Linked DNA regions of Homo sapiens: region 2 is linked to region 1. Evidence: chromatin loops called from intact Hi-C (ENCODE). Cell type or tissue: heart left ventricle. All regions are shown on one strand. Links, peaks and the distances in the headings refer to the core of each region. The heading gives the core; the rest is flanking DNA.

Region 1 (4,377 bases), core at 1-4,000:
GAGATGGATGGTGGTGAAGGTTGCCCAACGGTGTGAATGTACTTAGTGCCACGGAGCTGTACGTTTAAAAATAGTTAAAGTGGAAATATTGATGCTATGTATAAAAATGGAGCGGGGTGTGGTGGCTCACACCTATAATCCCAGCACTTTGAGAGGCCAAGGTGGGCAGATCACCTGAGGTCGGGAGTTCGAGACCAGCCTGACAAACATGGAGAAACACCGTCTCTACTGAAAATACAAAAAATTAGCCAAGTGTGCTGGCACATGCCTGTAATCCCAGCTACTCGGGAGGCTGAAGCAGGAGAATCGCTTGAACCCAGGATGTGGAGGTTGCGGTGAGCCAAGGTGGCACCATTGCACTCCAGCCTGGGCGACAAGGGTGAAATTCCATTTCAAAAAAATAAAAGGAAATGGGACTGTACATAGCAGGAGAGAGAGGGAGAGATCAATATGACACTTCTTTTTTTTTTTTTTTTTTTTTGGGACAGTCTTGCTCTGTTGCCAGGCTGCACTCCAGCCTGGGCAACAGAGCGAGACTCTGTCTCAAAAAAAAAAAGAATGTCTAGATGCAGTAGCTAAGTTCGCAGAAGCCATTTCAGTGTGGGAGGCGAGGTGACTGAGTCCAGGGACTCCAGGTTTCTGGCTGAGGGGTTGAGACCGCCCATGGTCATTGTGATGAGATGAAGACAGAAAATGAGCTGGGCTGGGGGAAGGTGGTCATCTCCTCTGGACGTGATTAGTTTGAGGCTCCTGTTGGGTAGCCCACTGGGCAAGGTCAGTAGGCAATTGAGGAGCTGAGAGGGTTTGGAGCTGGGATAGACTCCAGCCTCACCATGTGGGCAATAGTGGGGGTCACAGAGTGTGAAAATGGCTAAGAAAGAGGTCTGGGTGGGGTCTGGGGAGTCAGCAGCCAGGCATGGGCCATGGAGAAACAGATGCCAGGGGAAGAGGAAAGGGGAGTCTCAGACCCCAAGGGGAAAAGAGTCACTGGAAAGAGGGGCCAGCCCTGTGTCGCATCCAGCGGAGACACCAGGTACAGCAGAAGGACCTTGGACATGACCATGAGGAGGGCCTTGTTGACCATGGCCTGGGAGAGATGGGGGTGAGAGCCTGGGGGACCACACCATGTCCCCAGCACACAGTGCCTGGTAGACAGGATGGATTTATGGATGGACGGACAGGTAGATGGATGGACGAATGGACAGATGATAGATGGATGCAAAGACAGATGAATAGATGGACAGATGCATAGATGGACAGATGGACAGATGGATGGACGGACGGATGGAATGAATGATCAGAAAAGGCTTCATGAACAAAGTGAGACTGAGCTGCATCTCCATGGGTAGATATAAAAGCAGAGGACTCTCCTCTTGAGTCAGGAATGACCCAATGTCCTGGTCCAGGGAGGAAGTCAGCCTCCTTGACTGGGGACACTTGTGGCAGATTTCAGAGGCCCTTAAAATGAGGCCAAGTGAGGTGGACAGGTCCGAGCCAGCTGAGGACTCCTCAGCCACACGGCACAGCTGCCTGAGGGGATGTGTCACTCAGGGAGTTGCTGGGACCTACTGGGCCCAGCGTTGCCATCAGCACCAACAGTTTCAGAGAGGGGGACACACGCTGGGGCAGCACCTGCCTCAGAGAAGGGACAGGCACAGAGACACTACTGGGGGACACTACTGGGACACTGGCCACCCCCCTACCCTGTGCCTGGGTCACAGCCTACACACTGCAGCCCTGTGCCCCTCACTCCCAGCAGGTTCCTGCTCCAGCGCGGCTCCTGGACTGGCCCCAGGTGCTGGCCCCGGGGGTTTCAATCCAAGCATAACTCAGTGACGCATGTGTTTGGCAGCGGGACCCAGCTCACCGTTTTAAGTAAGTGGCTCTAACTTCCCAGGCTGTCCCACCCTCTCCTGTCTCTGGAAAATGTGTTTTCTCTCTCTGGGGCTTCTTCCCCTCTGCCCTCCCAGCCTTAAGCACTGACCCCTACCTTTGTCCATGGGGCCTGGAGGAGATGTGTTAGTCTCAGGGTAATGGCAGGAAGGGCCCCCACAGTGGGAGCAGCCGCCTTCAGGTTCCAACAGCAGGACACAGCCTGGTCCCAGGGCCTGGGCTGGGATTGGGCGGGGTCAGGGCTCCTCCCCTCTCCCAGGGCAGATGTCTGAGTGAGGGACAGAGGCTGGTTCTGATGAGGGGCCCTGCAGTGGCCTTAGAGACAGTCCCTGGGACCCCAGGTTCTAGGCTGAGGGCTGGATGCCCATCCAGCCTGGGAGGGCCACACGGGGGCCTGGGGACACAGGGGTCACCCCCAGGGGAGACCAATGGAGGGCACAGAGAGGGCTCTGGGTCTAGGCTGCAGCTCTGTGGCCTCTGCTGGGTCTTCAGGGCATGGGGACACAGAGGAACGGATGAGGTCCCAGAGCCCAGCCCTCCCAGGACAGTCACCAGAAAGGAGAGGGTCTCTTAGTGCAGAGATGTGCCTGTCCCTGGAGCCCTGTCATCTCTGGGGCCTGGTGTCTCTCTGTTCATGGGTCGACCTCCCACCTTCATTTGAGGAAGGGCACCTTAGACTCAGAAGGTGACTAGCGGGGAGTAAACGGGAGTGCAGAGAACTCCATGGCTGCCAGGTGAAGTCCAGGGGCATCAGAGGCTGCTGGGGTGGGCATGGGGGCTGCGGTGCCCCAAAGTCTGGGGGAGCAGCCCCAAGAACCCAGCCGATGTGAAGGGTCCTGTGGTCGGGCTGGTGGGGACAGGGGCGACGGCAGAGCCCCAGGGTGTGTCTGGGTGGAGCCCACGCTTCACCAGGAGAGCTGAGTGGGCCAGGCTGGGGCACAGCCTGGTGCCCCAGGGGATGGGAAGCTCCAGGCCATGCCAGGCTTGGGTCTCCCCACATCCTGCCAGTATAGTTTTGTGTGCTGTGAGGGAGACCCCTAGATTCCAAACTCAGACTCCAGAAACCAGGAAGGAGGGAGCACAGCCTGCCCTGGGTGCACACGGGGAAACCGAGGCTGCAGAGGAAAGGGCTGGGCCAGGACACCTGGGAAAGGTGACTTGGGAAGGGCTCCTAGGAAGGCACAGGGCTGTCTGCTCTCCAGAGGGCTCCAGTGGAAAGGAGGGAATGAGGAGGGAAGGAGAGGCCCTGGGTGGACCAGGCGGCCACACCATGAACCCTCCCAGAGACTTTAGACAGAGAGAGGCGCTCCACAACACCCCACACTCCCTCTGCCATCTCTCACCCCCTCCTCTGTCCACACAGGTCAGCCCAAGGCCACCCCCTCGGTCACTCTGTTCCCGCCGTCCTCTGAGGAGCTCCAAGCCAACAAGGCTACACTGGTGTGTCTCATGAATGACTTTTATCCGGGAATCTTGACGGTGACCTGGAAGGCAGATGGTACCCCCATCACCCAGGGCGTGGAGATGACCACGCCCTCCAAACAGAGCAACAACAAGTACGCGGCCAGCAGCTACCTGAGCCTGACGCCCGAGCAGTGGAGGTCCCGCAGAAGCTACAGCTGCCAGGTCATGCACGAAGGGAGCACCGTGGAGAAGACGGTGGCCCCTGCAGAATGTTCATAGGTTCCCAGCCCCGACCCCACCCAAAGGGGCCTGGAGCTGCAGGATCCCAGGGGAAGGGTCTCTCTCTGCATCCCAAGCCATCCAGCCCTTCTCCCTGTACCCAGTAAACCCTAAATAAATACCCTCTTTGTCAACCAGAAATCCTGCTCCCTCTCTTCATTTCTTATCTCTCATATAATGTGATGCTTCTCCTGGGTTCTCAGTGTGGCGTTGGGGGAATCCTGGCACCAGTGGGAAAGTAGCCTGGAGGAGAGGATCACAGTCTCCCAGGGGTGTCCCCTGGGGAAATAGGCCAGGATAGGAGTCGGCTCACTGGACACCAGTCCCTCCATTCTCTCCCTCCTCCCCTTCCTCCTTGCAGCTCAATCCCCGACTCGCTGCCTACTTTCTAGAGGGAGCTATTTCTGACTGAGCCTCCAGATACACCCTGTGTCCCTGTCCTGGTCTGGACCCTCTACCCACCCACGGCCTCTCTTTCCTCAGCCTGGAAATCCTACTCTGGGCCTGGAGTCCCTCTGCTTCTAGCCCTGGCCCCTGGAATGCCCTCCTTCCTCTCTGCCCAGCTCCCCACCCCTGAGGGCTGGACTGTCCAGGACACTCCAACACCATCAAATTCATGAGCTCTTACATTTTGGGCCCACCTTGATTTTTCACCTGACAGCAGGTTCAGAGGTGTGAGAAAAACAGGAGGAAGCCAGGAAGGAAACACACATGAAAGGCCTGCAAGAGGATCAGGACACTTTCAAAAAATAGGCTCTGAGCTCCCCAGGAACCAGTGCAAGAAGGGTAATAGGTGCTCCA
Region 2 (4,381 bases), core at 230-4,229, 1.7 Mb before region 1:
GGATGCAGAGAGAGACGCCTCCCCTGGGATCCTGCAGCTCCAGGCCCCTGTGGGTGGGGTGGGGGCTGGGAACCTATGAACATTCTGCAGGGGCCACCGTCTTCTCTGCAGTGCTCCCTTCATGCATGACCTGGCAGCTGTAGCTTCTGCGGGACCTCCACTGCTCGGGCGTCAGGCTCAGGTAGCTGCTGGCCATGTACTTGCTGTTGCTCTGTTTGGAGGGCGTGGTCATCTCCACGCCCTGGGTGATGGGGGTACCATCTGCCTTCCAGGTCACCGTCAAGATTCCCAGATAGAAGTCATTCATGAGACACACCAGTGTGGCCTTGTTGGCTTGGAGCTCCTCAGAGGACGGCAGGAACAGAGTGACCGAGGGGGTGGCCTTGGGCTGACCTGTGTGGACAGAGGAGGGGGTGAGAGATGGCAGAGGGAGTGTGGGGTGTTGTGGAGCGCCTCTCTCTGTCTAAAGTCTCTGGGAGGGTTCATGGTGTGGCCGTCTGGTCCACCCAGGGCCTCTCCTTCCCTCCTCATTCCCTCCTTTCCACTGGAGCCCTCTGGAGAGCAGACAGCCCTGTGCCTTCCTAGGACCCCTTCCCAAGTCACCTTTCCCAGGTGTCCTGGCCCAGCCCTTTCCTCTGCAGCCTCAGTTTCCCCGTGTGCACCCAGGGCAGGCTGTGCTCCCTCCTTCCTGGTTTCTGGAGTCTGAGTTTGGAATCTAGGGGTCTCCCCAACAGCACACAAAACTGACCTGGCAGGGTGTGGGGAGGCCCAAGCCTGGCATGGCCTGGAGCTTCCCATCCCCTGGGGCACCAGGCTGTGACCCAGCCTGGCCCACTCAGCTCTCCTGGTGAAGCGTGGGCTCCACCCAGACACACCCTGGGGCTCTGCCGTCGCCCCTGTCCCCACCAGCCCAACCACAGGACCCTTCACATCGGCTGGGTTCTTGGGGCTGCTAACACAGATGTTGGGGTACCACAGCCCCCATGCCCACCCCAGCAGCCTCTGATGCCCCTGGACTTCACCTGTCAGCCGTGGAGTTCTCTGCACTCCCGTTTACTCCCCGCTAGTCACCTTCTGAGTCTAAGGTGCCCTTCCTCAAATGAAGGCAGGAGGCCGACCTGTGAATGGAGACACCAGGCCCCAGAGGTGATAGGGCTCCAGGGACAGACACATCTCTGCACTAAGAGACCCTCTCCTTTCTCGTGACCGTCCTGGGAGGGCTGGGCTCTGGGACCTCACCCAGTCTCACCCATCCCTCTATGTCCCCATGTCCTTACGACCCAGCACAGGCCACAGAGCTGCAGCCTAGACCCAGAGCCCTCTCTGTGCCCTCCATTGGTCTCCCCTTGGGGTGACGCCTGTGTCCCCAGGGCCCTGTGTGGCCCTCCCAGGCTGGATGGGCATCCAGCCCTCAGCCTAGACCCTGGGGTCCCGGGGACTGTCTCTAAGGCCACTGCAGGGCCCCTTATCAGAACCGGCCTCTGTCCCTCACTCAGACACTTGCCCTGGGAGAGGGGAGGAGCACTGACCCCGCCCAATCCCAGCCCAGGTCCCGGGACCAGGCTGTGTCCCACTGTTGGAACCTGAAGGCGGCTGCTCCCACTGTAGAGGCCCTTCAAGCCAGTTGACCTGAGACTAGCCCACTTCCCCCAGACCCCAAGGAGAAAGGGAGGGTTTCATGCCTAAGGCCTGGAGGCCAGAGGGGAAGAAGACCCAGAGAAAGAAAACAGATTTTTCCAGAGACAGGAGAGGGTGGGACAGGCTGGGAAGTTAGAGCCACGTACCTAAAACGGTGAGCTGGGTCCCGCTGCCAAACACATGCTTCACTGAATTATGCTTGGATTGAAACCCCCGGGGCCAGCACCCGGGGCCAGTCCAGGAGCCGCGCTGGAGCAGGAACCTGCTGGGTGTGAGGGGCACAGGGCTGCAGTGTGTAGGCTGTGATCTAGGCACAGGGTAGGGGGGTGGCCAGTGTCCCAGTAGTGTCCCCCAGTAGTGTCTCTGTGCCTGTTCTCTATCTGAGGCAGGTGCCGCCCACAGCCTTGGAGTCACCCCGGCATGTGTCCCCCTCTCTGAAGCTGTTGGTGCTGATGGCAACGCTGGGCCCAGTAGGTCCCAGCAACTCCCTGAGTGACACATCCCCTCAGGCAGCTGTGCCGTGTGGCTGAGGAGTCCTCAGCTGGCTCGGACCTGTCCACCTCACTTGGCCTCATTTTAAGGGCCTCTGAAATCTGCCACAAGTGTCCCCAGTCAAGGAGGCTGACTTCCTCCCTGGACCAGGACACTGGGTCATTCCTGACTCAAGAGGAGAGTCCTCTGCTTTTGTATCTACCCATGGAGATGCAGCTCAGTCTCACTTTGTTCATGAAGCCTTTTCTGATCATTCATTCCGTCTGTCCGTCCATCCATCTGTCCATCTGTGCATCTGTCCATCTATTCATCTGTCTTTGCATCCATCTATCATCTGTCCATTCATCCATCCATCTACCTGTCCGTCCATCCATAAATACATTCTGTCTACCAGGCACTGTTTCGTGTGCTGGGGACATGGTGTGGTCCCCCAGGCTCTCACCCCCATCTCTCCCAGGTCATGGCCAACAAGGCCCTCCTCATGGTCATGTCCAAGGTCCTTCTGCTGTACCTGGTGTCTCTGCTGGATATGACATGGGACTGGCCCCTCTTTCCAGTGACTCTTTTCCCCTGGGGTCTGAGACTCCCCTTTCCTCTTACCCTGGCATCTGTTTCTCCATGGCCCATGCCTGGCTGCTGACTCCCCAGCCCCCACCCAGACCTCTTTCTTGGCCATCTTCACACTCTGTGACCCCCACTATTGCCCACATGGTGAGGCTGGAGTCTATCTCAGCTCCAAACCCTCTCAGCTCCTCAATTTCCTGCTGACCATGCCCAGTGGGCTACCCAACAGGAGTCTCAAACTAATCACGTCCAGAGGAGATGACCACCTTCCCCCAGCCCAGCTCATTTTCTGTCTTCATCTCATCACAATGACCATGGGCAGTCTCAACCCCTCAGCCAGAAACCTGGAGTCCCTGGATTCAGTCACCTCGCCTCCCACACTGAAATGGCTTCTGCGTACTTAGCTACTGCATCTAGACATTCCTTTTTTTTTTTTCCTTTGAGACAGAGTCTTGCTCTGTCACCCAGGCTGGCATGATCTCAGCTCACTGCAACCTCTGCCTCCCAGGTTCTAGATGATTCTCCTGTCTCAGCCTCCAGCGTAGATGGGATTACAGGCATGCACCACCACACCCAGCTAATTTTGTATTTTTAGTAGAGATGGGGTTTCACCATGTTGGCCACGATGGTCTGGAACTCCTGACCTCGTGATCCACCTGCCTCGGGCTCCCAAAGTGCTGGGATTACAGGCATAAAGCCACCATGCTCAGCCTTTATTTTTTATTTTCAAAAAAATTTTTTTTCTTTTTTTTGAGATGGAGTCTCGCTCAGTCACCCAAGCTGGAGTGCAGTGGCACCATGTGGGCTCACTGCAACCTCCGCCTCCCGGGTTCAAGCGATTCTCCTGCCTCAGCCTCCAAGTAGCTGGGACTACAGGCGTGCACCACCACATCCGGCTAATTTTTGTATTTTTAGTAGAGACGGGATTTCACCATATTGGTCAGGCTGGTCTTGAACTCCTGACCTCATTATCTCCCTGCCTCAGCCTCCCAAAGTGTTGGGATTACAGGCGTGAGCCACCACCCCCAGCTTTTTTTTTTTTTTTTTTTTTTTTTGACTGAGTCTCTCTCTGTTGCCCAGGCTTGAGTGCAGTGGTGCAATCTCGGCTCACTGCAACCTCTGCCTCCGGAGTTCCTGGGTTCAAGCAATTCTCATGCCTCAGCCTCCCAAGTAGCTGGGACTACAGGCATGCACCACCACACCCAGCTAACTTTTCTATTTTTTATAGAGTCAGAGTTTCACCACGTTGGCAACGTTGGCCTCGAAATTCTGAACTCAAGTGATCCACCCACCTGGGCCTCCAAAAATGCTGGAATTACAGGTGTGAGCCACCATGCCGGCCCCAAAAAAATCTTTATTCTTTTAAAATTATGAGAATATAACATTTCAGACAATTAAGAAATGAGAAGTGCATTTAAGAAGTGTAATATTGGGCCAGGTGCGGTGGCTCACGCCTGTAATCCTAGCACTTTGGGAGGCTGAGGCAGGTGGATTGCCTGAGCTCAGGAGTGCAAGACCAGCCTGGGCAAAATGATGAAACCCCATCTCTACTAAAATACAAAAAAAAAAGGCAGCGTGCGGTGGCTCATGCCTGTAATCCCTTTGCACTTTGGGAGGCCAAGGTGGGTGAATCACCTGAGGTTGGGAGTTCGAGACCAGCCTGACAAACATGGAGAAACCCTGTCAC

What was found. A loop is a pair of places that touch in the nucleus more often than their neighbours do. Peaks named below come from ENCODE experiments on the same cell type or tissue, not always from the same donor. Only the 100,000 strongest peaks of a DNase experiment are listed, where the experiment ranks them.
Region 2: it touches region 1 in a loop (28-fold over the local background); 1 of 110 quality-filtered maps calls a loop at or near these places.

What each region holds. Positions count from the first base shown.
Region 1 is chr22:23,572,465-23,576,841 of GRCh38, reverse strand. It overlaps IGLL1 (immunoglobulin lambda like polypeptide 1), which reads left to right. Exons shown (of 3, transcript NM_020070.4): 2 at 1,760-1,875; 3 at 3,257-3,717. The coding sequence ends at 3,576. It overlaps LOC105372957 (a long non-coding RNA gene), which reads right to left. Exons shown (of 3, transcript XR_938078.2): 3 at 3,744-3,819. Among named protein-coding and RNA genes, the nearest start is that of IGLL1, 5.6 kb to the left of the region's middle. In heart left ventricle, for the core only: no CTCF peak of the experiment used is centred there; a DNase peak (open chromatin) is centred at 1,761.
Region 2 is chr22:25,315,779-25,320,159 of GRCh38, reverse strand. It overlaps the pseudogene IGLL3P. Among named protein-coding and RNA genes, the nearest start is that of CRYBB2, 98 kb to the right of the region's middle. In heart left ventricle, for the core only: no CTCF peak of the experiment used is centred there; no DNase peak of the experiment used is centred there.